2 separate regions of the Homo sapiens genome follow, and region 1 is linked to region 2. Evidence: chromatin contacts called from ENCODE Hi-C or POLR2A ChIA-PET data. All regions are on one chromosome and are shown on one strand. Each heading gives the region's core, a stretch centred on a gene start or an enhancer-like site at or near the end of the contact. The rest is flanking DNA. Distances are from core to core; before and after follow the strand shown.

Region 1 (5,897 bases), core at 553-3,052, 250 kb after region 2:
TTCTTCACACAGCAGGCATTTTATTAATAACTCATCTTTTCCTACTCATCTGAAACGTTACCATTATCCATCCCTATGTATATATCTTACATATATTTCAGTGTTTTTGGATTTCCTGTTCTGTTCCATTTATTTATCTGTGTTTTCAGCTGTTAGTAAATAATTAATTGTGGGAATTAATAGCACATTTTGATATCTAGAGGAGCAAGTCTTTTCACTCCATTATAAACATTTTTAAATGTCATCACAATGGTAAGATAGATAGCAAGTGTCATGCAAAAATGATAAAACCTTGATATCTTCATTCAGTTTATGTAAAACTGATAAACATGGAAACAGTTCATATTTTGAGAAAACTGAGTCTTCCCATTCAAGGAACCCACCTCGCGCTTCCCAGTGTCCCTCTAAGAAGCTCCAGTAAAGAACCTGTCTACCTAGGTGGATTCGGATGTAAAACCGACACAGGGTTTTATCTGAGAACTCTTCGCCTACTGAAAAAGGCTCATGGTATTTTTGACAGGGGAATGAGTTCTCATTAGGCACCTCCCTATCATGTATATGGCCCCATGTTTTAAACGTGGATATGCCTAACTTTGTGAGTTAAATCACTCAAATTTTCCACCAAGCGCGACGGACGGGGAATTGCCAGCGACGGAAAGCAGCTGAGGCTCCATTTGGCTCCGCTGCTCCGAGGGTGCCCGGCGCCCTCCAAGGTCCCCGCCCCAGGGGCTGCCGGGCTGCAGGGAAGCCGGGCCTGCGGCCCCCTCCCACCGCGGGCTGAGTCCCCGAGCTACCTGTCTTTTCTGTCGCGGGCGTCCAAGTCCCGGAACCTGCGCGTCAGGCAGCGCTCCACCTCCGCGGCGTCGCCCTTGATGGCAGCCCTGTGGATCTTCCGCAGTTCCCAGTCCCGAATGTCGTAACCCGGACCCGCATACTCTTGGTCCATGGAGCTCAGGAGCGCCTGGCCCAGGCGTCTCCCGAAGCTGAAGAGCTTCCTCATGGTGGCGACTTCTCAGACGCCCACCACCCGCTCCTGAGCCGCGGCGGCTCCTCGTGGCCTTTCCACCCCCACTCCGCCCCAAATCCGCGATCTCCCCCGCAACCCGCGATCCCCCCCGCAACCCGCGATCCACCCCCAAATCCAAGATCCACCCCCAAACCCGCAATGTAGCTCAGAATCCGCGATCCAGCCCGGTCCACCACAGCCTTCAGCAGCGACACTCGCAGACTCCGACCTCTCAGACCGAGTGAGCCCAGCTAAGCCGTTAGGCGCGCGCCTGAACCTCAGCGCTCCGAACTCTCAGACCGAGTGAGTCCCCGCGATGCCAGTTAGGCGCGCGCCTACAACTCAGCGCCAGCCGGGACTCCGGAAGCCGCTCCCAAGCCCTCGTGGCCGGCAGGGGGCACCTGCAGCACGGGCGCACGCGTCGCTGGCTTGCGGGTTCTCCTGGGCTCCCGCGGGACGTCCCGGAATCCCAGGAGTGCATCCCTTCCCGCCTGAGGGCCTGCCTGGCCCTGACTCCCGACCCGCTCCTCCTCCGAAGAGAGATCGGGGCCGCTGACAGGGGCCCTCCGCAGCCACCGGGGATGGGACTGGGGGGTCGGTTCCTGTCCCGGTGCAGCCGCCGCCGGGTAGACCGCCTGGCTTGGCCGCAGCCAGGGCGACATGTAGCCCCGGTTCTGCCAGGCTGGGAGCGCCAGCCATCTTGGGAGTTGCCAGGCAGCTGTCGCCAGCAGGTAGAGGGCGCCTGCAGCTTGGGCGCCCAGGTGGTGGAGCACGGCCTAGGCGGCCTCTGGATCGCGAGTGCACCTGGCCTGAGAGCCCGCCAGGCCCTGCCCCTGCTCGGCTCCTCGTCTGCTGAAGCTCGGGACCTCTAGCCAGTGGCCCTCTGCAGCCACGGGGAATGGGGCTGAGAGCCGGTTCCCGCTGCAGGGCAGACCACCTAGCTCAGCCGCAGCCACAGGGACATCTGGCCCCGGTTCTGAGATGTGGGGAGTGCTGGCGGGCTCGGGGGTTGCCTGGAGGCTGCTGCCTGCACACAGAAGGCGGATGCAGCTTGGGTGCCCAGGCGGGCTGGAGGTGCATGGCCTGGTCGGCCTCGGGATCGCCAGCGCGCCCAGCCTGAGGGCCCCCAGGCCGTGCCTCCCGCCCATTCCTCCACCGGAGGGGGATCGGGGTCGCTGGCATGGGCACTTGGCAGTCACTCCGGATGGGGTTGAGCAGGGGTTCTCAGTTTTCGCCCCTGTGCAGCCGCCGCCGGGCAGAATGCCTGGCTTGGCCGCAGCCACTGCTACACCTAGCGGGTCGGGCGGGCCGGGGGGTGAAAGCGCTGGGAGGCGGGTGCCTTCTCGCCCTGTGGCGCCTCTGGGCCCCACGGCTTGTCGGCCTCCGGCGCGCAGGGCTCCCCAGCATCCTGGGCGCCGGCCCGCTGCCTGCACAAAGTCAACTCAGACAGGATGAACTTCGGTTGCCTTGTCTGGCTGGGCTGCCAGGCGGGGCAGCTGACCTGCTGATGGGGTGACTTTCTTCATCTTCTTGCCCACAGGACAGCGGGCTGGGAAGCCAGGGGCCGCCGGGACCTGGGGCTGGAAACCACATCTGCCCACAGCCGCAGCCTCCTGCACCTGTCATCCTGGCGGCGCCCTGACGTCGGAGAAGCAGCAGGCGCGGAGCTCCTGCAGCGGGCACCGCTGCAGCAACCCGACCCGGCGCAGGCGGCAGTGGAAGGCGGCCTGCTAGCACGGCTCCCGCGGCCCCAGGACCAGGGGTGCGGCCAGCACCGCCCTCACTCCCCGCGTCTCGTGGATATTGCCCTCCCTGGAGGCGGCTGGACCTAAGCGAGGCTCGCAGCGATCGGCCCCGCGAAGACTCGCATGCAGGGCTCAGGATCCCGCATTCTGGCGCCGCGGCACCGCACCTTTCAGCAGCCCTGCTCCTCTTCTTGTTGGTAAACTTTTGTCACTCTGCCATGAAAAGCATCCAGGCGTCCTTGATTTCGACATTGCGTGCACGCTCAGCCGAGCTCATCAGACGGGCGGTTGTCCCCAGAGCCCGCGGGTAGCTTGTTCCCGGGCGGCGGCTCCTGCTGGATGCAGCTCCTTGTGGGCCTACCAGGCTTGGTGGAGCCACAGCAGACCTGTGGAGAGGAAGAGTAAGGCGGGCTCTGCAGGGCAGTGGGCCGGGACCATGAGAGAGGCGGGTCAGTCTGGGCTCCAAGCTCAGCCTCTCGGATTCCCCGGGACCCACGGCTTATAATGCGCTTAAATCCCACGCCTCGCCCGAGAGACAGCACGTCACCGTCACCGTCACCGCCTAGCGCCCCTGACCCGCTCCCACTCCGCTGCAGCGGAGGGTGTGTGAGGGAGAGGGACGCAGGGAGGGAAAAGCGTTGGGAGGGCAAACATCTTTTCATAAGCTTTTCCCCTTCTATATGCCATCTCTGATGGGAGCCTCTTTAGATCTTTCGTCCATTTACTAATTGGGTTGTTCGATTTCTTATTGTTGAGTTGTAAGTGGTTTTTAATGGTCTGGATGCCAGACAGGTGTTTTGCAAATATTTTCTCCGTCTGTGGCTTGTTTCTCCATTCTCTTATTTCCTTTCCCAGAGCAAAAGTTTTTAATTGTAACGACTTCATACCAATATCTTCTTTCATGGTAGAAATTTGTCTTTTATGTACTTTACTGTTGTATCTACAAAGTAATTGCCAAACCCAAAGTTACCTAAATATCCCTTTTGTTATTTTACAGAAGTTTTACAGCTTTTGGATTTAAATTTAGGTCTAAAAATTGAATTCATAAAAGTAGAGAGTATAATGATGCTTACCAGAGGCTGTGTTGCTGGGGAGAAAAATGGGAAGTTGTTCACAGATGCAAAGATTCAGTTAAACCGGAGAAATGCGTTTTGAAATCTATTGCACAGCAGGATGACTATAGTCAATAATAATGTACTGTATATTTAAATAACAAAAAGTAAATTTCAAATATCTAACCACAAAAAATAAAATTGAGGTGATGGGTATTTTTTATTTTATTTATTTATTTGTTTATTTATTTATTTTTTTGAGACAGAGTCTCGCTCTTTCGCCCAGGCCGGACTGCAGTGGCAGGGTCTCGGCTCACTGCAAGCTCCGCCTCCTGGGTTCACGCCATGAGGTGATGGATATTTTATCCTCGATGTAGTCATTCCTCATTTTATACACATATCCAAGCATCACATTGTACCCCATAAATGTATGCAATTGTGGTTTGACAATTTAAAATATTATTAACTTAAAAATGTGTCGTTCGAGTTAATTTTTGAGGAGCAAGGTCTGTGTCTCAATTCTTTTTTTTTTTGCATATATGTATATATACATACACGCAATGTATTCATCACTGTTTTTGAAAAAGCTACCCTTTCTCCCTTGAATTGCCTTTACCTTTTTGTAAAAGATCAATTGACTGTGTTTGTGCACTCTTATTTCTGAGTTCTCTATTCTGTTCCGTTGATCACTTTGCAAGTCCTTGAACTTTGTTCCTCCCCCACAATATTGTTGGCTATTCTTGTTAGTTTGTCTTTCTATATAAACTTTAGAATTAGTTTGTCAATTTCCACACAATAATTTATTCATGTTTTCACGAGAGTTGTAATGAATTTGTAAATCACACTGAAGAGAACTGACATCTTAACAACACTGGGTCTTATTTTGTGAATACAGATGTCCCTTCATTTATTTAGATCTTTAATCCCTTTCAACAGATTTTATAGTTTTTCTCACATAGACCCTGCCCATATTTTGCTAGATTGTGTCTATTTCATTTTCTTGATGCTAATGAAAATGGTATTGGGCTTTTAATTTCAAATTCTCGTTGTTCATTGCTGGATGTAGGACAGCAATTGATTTTGTATATTAACCTTATACCGTGCAACCTTGCTATAATCCAGAAGGGTTTTTGGCTGATGCTTTGAGATTCTCTACATAGAAAATCAAGTTATCAGCAAGCAAAGGGCATTTTAATGCTCCCTTTCCAATCTGTATACCTTTTATTTTATTTTCTTGTCTTATTGCATTAGCTAGGATTTTAGTATGATGTTGAATAGGAGCAGTGAGAGGGGATAACATTTCCTTGCTTCTTTTGTGTAAAACATCCCATTTTTCACATTATGTATGATATTGTCTGTAGGATGTTCTTTTGGTATATGTTCTTTATCAGTTGAGGAATTTCCCTTCTATTTCTAATTTGCTGAGAGTTTTAACCATGAATGGGCTTTGGATTCCGTAAAATGCTTTCTTGATCTATTAATATAATCAAATAACTTTTCTTCTTTAGCTAGTTATCTGAGGGATTGCCTTAACTATTTTGTGTTAAGCCAGGCTTGCATACCTGGAATAAATCTCACTTGGTCTTGGTGTGTAATTCAACAATGTATTGCTAGATTCAGCATGCTAATATTTTGTTGAGAATTTTTGATGAGAGACATTTGTCTGAACATTTTTCTTTAAATGTCTTTTTCTGCTTTTGGTATTAGAACTTCATAAAATGAGTTGGGATATGTTCCTTTTGCTTCTGTTTTCTGGTAGCAATTGTAAATAATTGGTATCTTTTCCTCCTTAAATGTTTCATACAATTCGCTAGTGAAACAATCTAGGCCTGTTGCTTTCTTTCTTGGAAGGTTGTTAATTATTCATATATTTCTATACTAGATAAAGAGTTATTTGAATTATCTATTTCTCCTTTTGTAAGTTCTATGGACTACATTTTTGTGTCTCCCCAAAATTCAAGTGCCAAAATCAATCCTCAATGTGATGGTATTTGAGGTCCTTTGAGAAGTGATTAGGTCATGAGGATGGAGCCCTCATAGGTGGGATTAGTGGTTTTTTCTAGAAAGGTTCCTCACCCCTTCTGTTATGTGAGA
Region 2 (5,224 bases), core at 764-3,263:
CTGGTCAGTGACAGAACTGATTTGAGCTCAGCTCTGTCTGATTCCAGAGCCTGAGGTTTGGTCTCAAGCTGTGGAGGTTTCTGTTCCCACACTCACCTGTCTTCCTCATTAGTTCCCATCTCTTCTTCAGTCCACATAAGATGCCACCAGGATACTGCCCTGGTGTTTTTGTTTGTGTGTGTTTGTTTTTTATTTTAAGGCTAAGATAAGGAAGGAGGGGAGTGGTAGGGAGGTCAGCCATTCACTCCCTGGTGTGAATCATTCTAATCCATTGCTTTCCTTCTGGCCTCCAGCTGAGTCTCACCTGCCTGGAGCAGGTAGAAATGTTGGGGAAAGTGTGGCTGCCTGGGAGTCAAGGTCGCTTTGAAGGATCCACTGAGTCAGTGTACAGATGAGGAAACTGAGCTCAAGAGCAGGAAGGGAAATGCCCAGAAGCCAGTGAGGAAAACAGGCAGAGTGCGATCTGGATTCAGCAACAGGAAATGTGATTTCCCCACCTATTTGGGAGGCTGAGGCAGGAGGACTGCTTGAGCCCAGGAGTTTGAGGCCAGCCTGGGCAACGTAGAAAGACCTTCCCCACTCCCTCGCAAAAAACAAAAACAAAAAAAAAGAATATGATTCCGAACACCACAGCAAGTGCATCTCTCTGAAGTCCCCTGCTGACAGTGAAGGTAAAGGCAAAGGTGAAGGTGGTGGGGCCAGAGCGTGGAAGGGAAGCTAGAGGTTTTCCGAAAAGGTCATTCTGTAAGAACCCAGGGGCTATCCTAGATGCAATTGCCTGTTCTAATAAAGGAGATCTCAATACCCACTTCAGTCTCCAGCACCCATGCAATTATCTGAGGACTGGTTTATGCAGAGGTGAACAACCTAATCTCACAGCAGGTGGCAGCCTAGTGTCTTGCAAAGTCACATGCCCTACCTGTGTTCTCACTCTGCTCCACTACTTACTGGGCTTGTGGACTTCTCTGAGCCTCAATATTCTCTTCTGTAAAGTGGTTGCCTACTTTGTAGCAAAGACGAGAGTTCATGACTATAAAGCATGTGTACACCTAGTATATGGTTGGCTCTCATTAAGGAGAACAGCCTTTTGTCAGGGCTGGAAATGGGCTTCTTTCTTGGTGCTTAGTCTCATTACTGCCTGACTTAAAACTTCTATCCAACTGGTCTGCGCAGCCCAGCAGAAATCCCTCAAAGGTGGTGCGTGGAGCCTAGACCTGGGACCCAGGAGACCTGGATCAGTTCCTGCCTCTTCCACAGACATGCTATGTGACCACAGACTGGTGCCTTCATCACTCTGCGTCTCAAAACTCCTGTCTGGCCTTGAGGTTAATGGTTTCCAAACACTTTATGTTATTTATTCTTCATACCTACCTTAGGAGATAAGTACTGTTGATATCCCCATTTCACAGATATAAGAACTGAGGCACAGAGAGGTTAAGTTAACCTTGGCATGCCCAAGGTTATACATCTAGTTAGAGAGGCAGGGTCAGGATTCAGTTCCAGCTCTGTCTGACACCAGAACCTCAGAAGAGTCTCCACCCAGGAGGACCTCAGTGCAGAAACAGAGAGGCAGGGTGGGCACGGTGAGACCCAGATAGGGTTGCCAGCCTGACAGATTTGAGGAGAAAGAAAAGGACTGGGAAATTGGGAGGGGATGGGAGAATCCCTTTCTCATCAAGGCAGCTGCAAAGGGAGGAACTGGTGGGGACTAGAGGCAGTGGGGGGCACAGGGAGTGGCAGGGAGGCAGTGCCAGGGGAAAAGGGGGGTCCTTTTGAGAATGTCTGGGACCTCACAGGTACAGAAAGAAGCCTGAGCTAGAGTTAGGGGCTTCAGCCTCTAGCTATGCCTGAAGGGTGCTGTGACCTGGGCAGATTCCTTTCTGTTCCTGGGTCTCAGTTTCCTCCTTCGTACCATGGAGGGTGAGTCCAGGAACTCTTCCAGGCCCTCCTTTGGGTCTCCAGCCTATAACTGAGGGCCCAGCCCAGAGCAGATGCCTGAAAATTGCTTACAGAATAGTGGCGTGAGCAGCTGAATGGAGGGGGGTCAGTGGTGGGGCAAGGGCTGGCTTAATGGAGTCACGCCCTTGGATGTGATGCTGATTAGTATCCTGATTATTGTCTACTTACAGCCCTGCTTCTCTTCACTGGCTGATGTGCAGACATTTATTAGTAAATCTTCACGGCGGTCTAGGGAGGTAAGTAGGGAGGGGGAAGCCTGTTTTACAAGCTTTGGGGGCGAGTATTGGGTGGGAGTGGAGGAATCAAAAAGACTTGAACCATTTGCTGGAGCCAATTTTGAGCTCTCCAGCAAAAAGAGATGCTGGAAACGCTCTTGTCTAATTCTCAGCTGCTCTGCCATTTGAATTCTCTCCACTCGAGAGATTGAAAACAGGCAGCTACAGATAAAATCTGTATTTTATTTGGCCTGCAAAGGGTGTTTAAAAATTTGTGGTTAATATTTAAATACAGGGAAATTTGGAGCATCCAACTCATCCACAGATATCAGGGTATAAATGGATACATCCCCTTTGAAAAGCTGATTGACATTTTCTACTATAAGCAGAACACATGCGTGCCTGGTGACCCAGCAATTCCACTCCTAGGTATGCACCCAACAGAAATGCGTACACACAGCCATCAAAAGACGTTCAAAAATGTTTATGGCAGCATGATTTGTAACAGACTGAAACTGGAAACATCCTAAATGGCCAGCAACAGGAGTGGATGAATTAATTGTGGTATAGTCACACTAAGGATTCTGTACAGTAACAAGGATGAAAATTAGCCAGGCATGGCTAATTTTATTAACTGTATAGTTAGTTATTAATTAGTAGTTATTAGTGATTATGAACTATAGTTGTTGACTATATAGTTATAGTTATTAACTATAGTTGCAGATGATGTCAATGACTTGTGGACAGATAGCATCTACAGTGTGGAATGCTGAACAAAGGAATCATTCCTATATTATTCACTGTATAGTTAATAATAGCCATGCTGTACATTAGGTCTCCAGAACTTTTTCATCTGCAAGTTTGTACCTTTCGGCCAACATTGCCCCATTTCCCCTACCCCTCACCGCTGGTATAACCACCCTTCTAGTTTCTGTTTCTGTGAGTTCACCTTTTTAAGATTCCACATATGAGTGAGATCATGCAGTATTGATCTGTCTTTCTGTGTGATGGCTAGATGGATAAAGCAACTTTGGTACAACAGTGCCCCCTTATCCACGTTTTCACTTTTTACAGTTTCAGTTACCCTGCAGTCAACCATAGTATGAAAGTATTAAATAGAAAATTCCAAAAATAAACAATTCATAAGTTTTAAACTGCGTGATGAAATCTTGTACTGTCCTGCTCTGTCCCACCTGGGATGTGAATCATCCCTTTGTTCAGCATTCCACATTGGAGATGCTACCTGCCCAGTTGTCATCAACATCGTCTGCTCTTGACATCCAACCACTAACATACTTATGGCTCAGTGATGCAGAATCCACCAAAGCAGATGAAGTGGGCTTGTATATTAAACACGCAATGGGCTGCTCTTTACATTCACAAATAAGAATCATCTCCCTGACTTATTTCACTTAGCATAATGTGCCCCAGGTCCACACGTGCTGTCACAAACGGCAGGAGTGCCCTCTTTTTAAAGGCTGAATAATATTCTGTTGTTTATATCTATAGTAGTCCCCCTTATCCTCCCCATTGTTCTTTTTCAAAAAAATTCGATAAATTATGATAGCTTTAAAATATATTTAACATCAAGCTTTAAAAAGAAATTTGCCTGTCAGAGCCAATGATCTGAGAATTACTATAAACACGTTATTTACTATAAAATTACATGCTAATTACTATAAACATGTAATCATCAGATTACAAAATAATCCCGATTTAGGAACAGGTAGGATGAAAGTGTTAATACATTCCAAGACCCCTAGTGGATGCCTGAAACCTCAATAGTACCGAACTCAACATAGCTTATGGTTTTCCCTATATGTAAATACCTAAAATAAAGTTTAATTTATAAATTAGGCACAGTAAAAGATTAACAACAATAGCTAGTAATAAAATAGAACAATTTTAACAATATACAGTAATCAAAGTTATGTGAATGTGGCCTCTCTTCTCTCTCTCTCAAAATATATTCCTGGCCTTTGAACACATTTCCGTTTACAACCTCCATCCTACAGTGTCCTTGCCAATGGTTTATCTGGCTTCTGTTTGCACATGCTGGTGACAGGGGGCTCATTCTCTCCCCAAGTGGTGCCTTCCATCATGGGACCATTTTGCTAGTTAGAAAGTGCTTTCTGAAGCTGACTTGAAATGTAACAGACTCACAGACTCTCACAAAGAGATGGGAACTTGGAGGTTTCCCAGCCCAGAAGTCCTTATCCTTTTCACCCTCAGAGACCTTTTCCTTACCCACCCCCTTGGGCTTGTTGCTGGAATATATTTTGTCTGCCTCTTAAGTTGCATTTATTACTCACTCACCTGAGAGAATGTATTTCCAAGTGACAGCATCCTCTGGAATATTTCAACTACAAAAGGCCTTTGACTGAGCGCTGTTCATCGAGTCCAGCCCCGGCTTTGCAAATAAACAGCTGACACCAAGAGAGGAGAAGCAACACGGCTGAGGCCACAGGGTGACAAAGCCTTAACAGGTATCAGCTCTCTGGCTGGCCATTCACATCCTCATTGGTCTCTGGATTGTTCTGGTCCAGCTTAACCTTAGCATACAGCAAAGAAGAGATGGGAAAGAGACAAAGGAGGGGTCCACTTTCTTGCAGAGAAATGGAGAGACAGGAAGGGGGTCCAAGGCAGTCAAGCGCCCCTCAGAGCAAGGAGGACAAGTGCTCTGGGCATAGGGTGGGGGGTCTGGGGGACATATCTGGGTGGGAGCCGAGTGGGCGTGCAAATAAACAGCAGAGCCCATCACTCCCTCGAAGTCCCTGCAGATCCTGCCCACAGCTGCTGACCCCTCACACGCTCTAAGCTCCAGCCACCGCCTTCTGCCCAGTCCCCCGCCCCTACCGTGCACTTCCTACCCCAGGCCTTTGCTCCCACTGCTCCCAGGCTGGGGCTGATTCTCTCTCCTCCATCCTCCATCCTCAACCAATACGGATGGGGGCCTGTGTATGTCCTTGAGTGTGCTGGTCACCTTCCGTGGCTCTCATTCTTTTAGTCCTTATCATGACTCTGAGAGTTGAGTATTGTTATCCCTAATT

The links. Hi-C counts contacts between places; a loop is a spot of excess contacts on that map. ChIA-PET counts read pairs that join two places held with the same protein, here RNA polymerase II (POLR2A). Pooled maps may share reads with other maps.
Region 1: a pooled map shows a loop between it and region 2 (5-fold over the local background). The contact joins the promoter of FAM201A here to the enhancer-like site in region 2. A Hi-C loop is called at or near these places in 3 of 37 single-sample maps with no recorded cell type and 3 of 50 pooled maps. POLR2A ChIA-PET finds 5 or more read pairs at or near these places in 1 of 52 experiments (HepG2).

What each region holds. Positions count from the first base shown.
Region 1 is chr9:38,619,286-38,625,182 of GRCh38, forward strand. It overlaps FAM201A (family with sequence similarity 201 member A), which reads left to right and starts at 1,803. Exons shown (of 2, transcript NR_027294.1): 1 at 1,803-2,080; 2 at 2,547-3,999. ANKRD18A (ankyrin repeat domain 18A) reads right to left here and starts at 1,311. Exons shown (of 16, transcript NM_147195.4): 1 at 795-1,311. The coding sequence starts at 1,000. RefSeq lists enhancers at 1,957-2,076, 2,729-2,938.
Region 2 is chr9:38,370,783-38,376,006 of GRCh38, forward strand. It overlaps LOC107987065 (a long non-coding RNA gene), which reads left to right. Exons shown (of 3, transcript XR_001746670.2): 2 at 2,130-2,195. LOC105376040 (a long non-coding RNA gene) reads right to left here. Exons shown (of 4, transcript XR_929605.1): 2 at 4,491-4,726. Among named protein-coding and RNA genes, the nearest start is that of ALDH1B1, 19 kb to the right of the region's middle. RefSeq lists a silencer at 730-1,024. Within about 2 kb of position 2,014, at least 2 of the 41 ENCODE cell types and tissues checked have a DNase peak (open chromatin) inside an H3K27ac peak, as active enhancers do.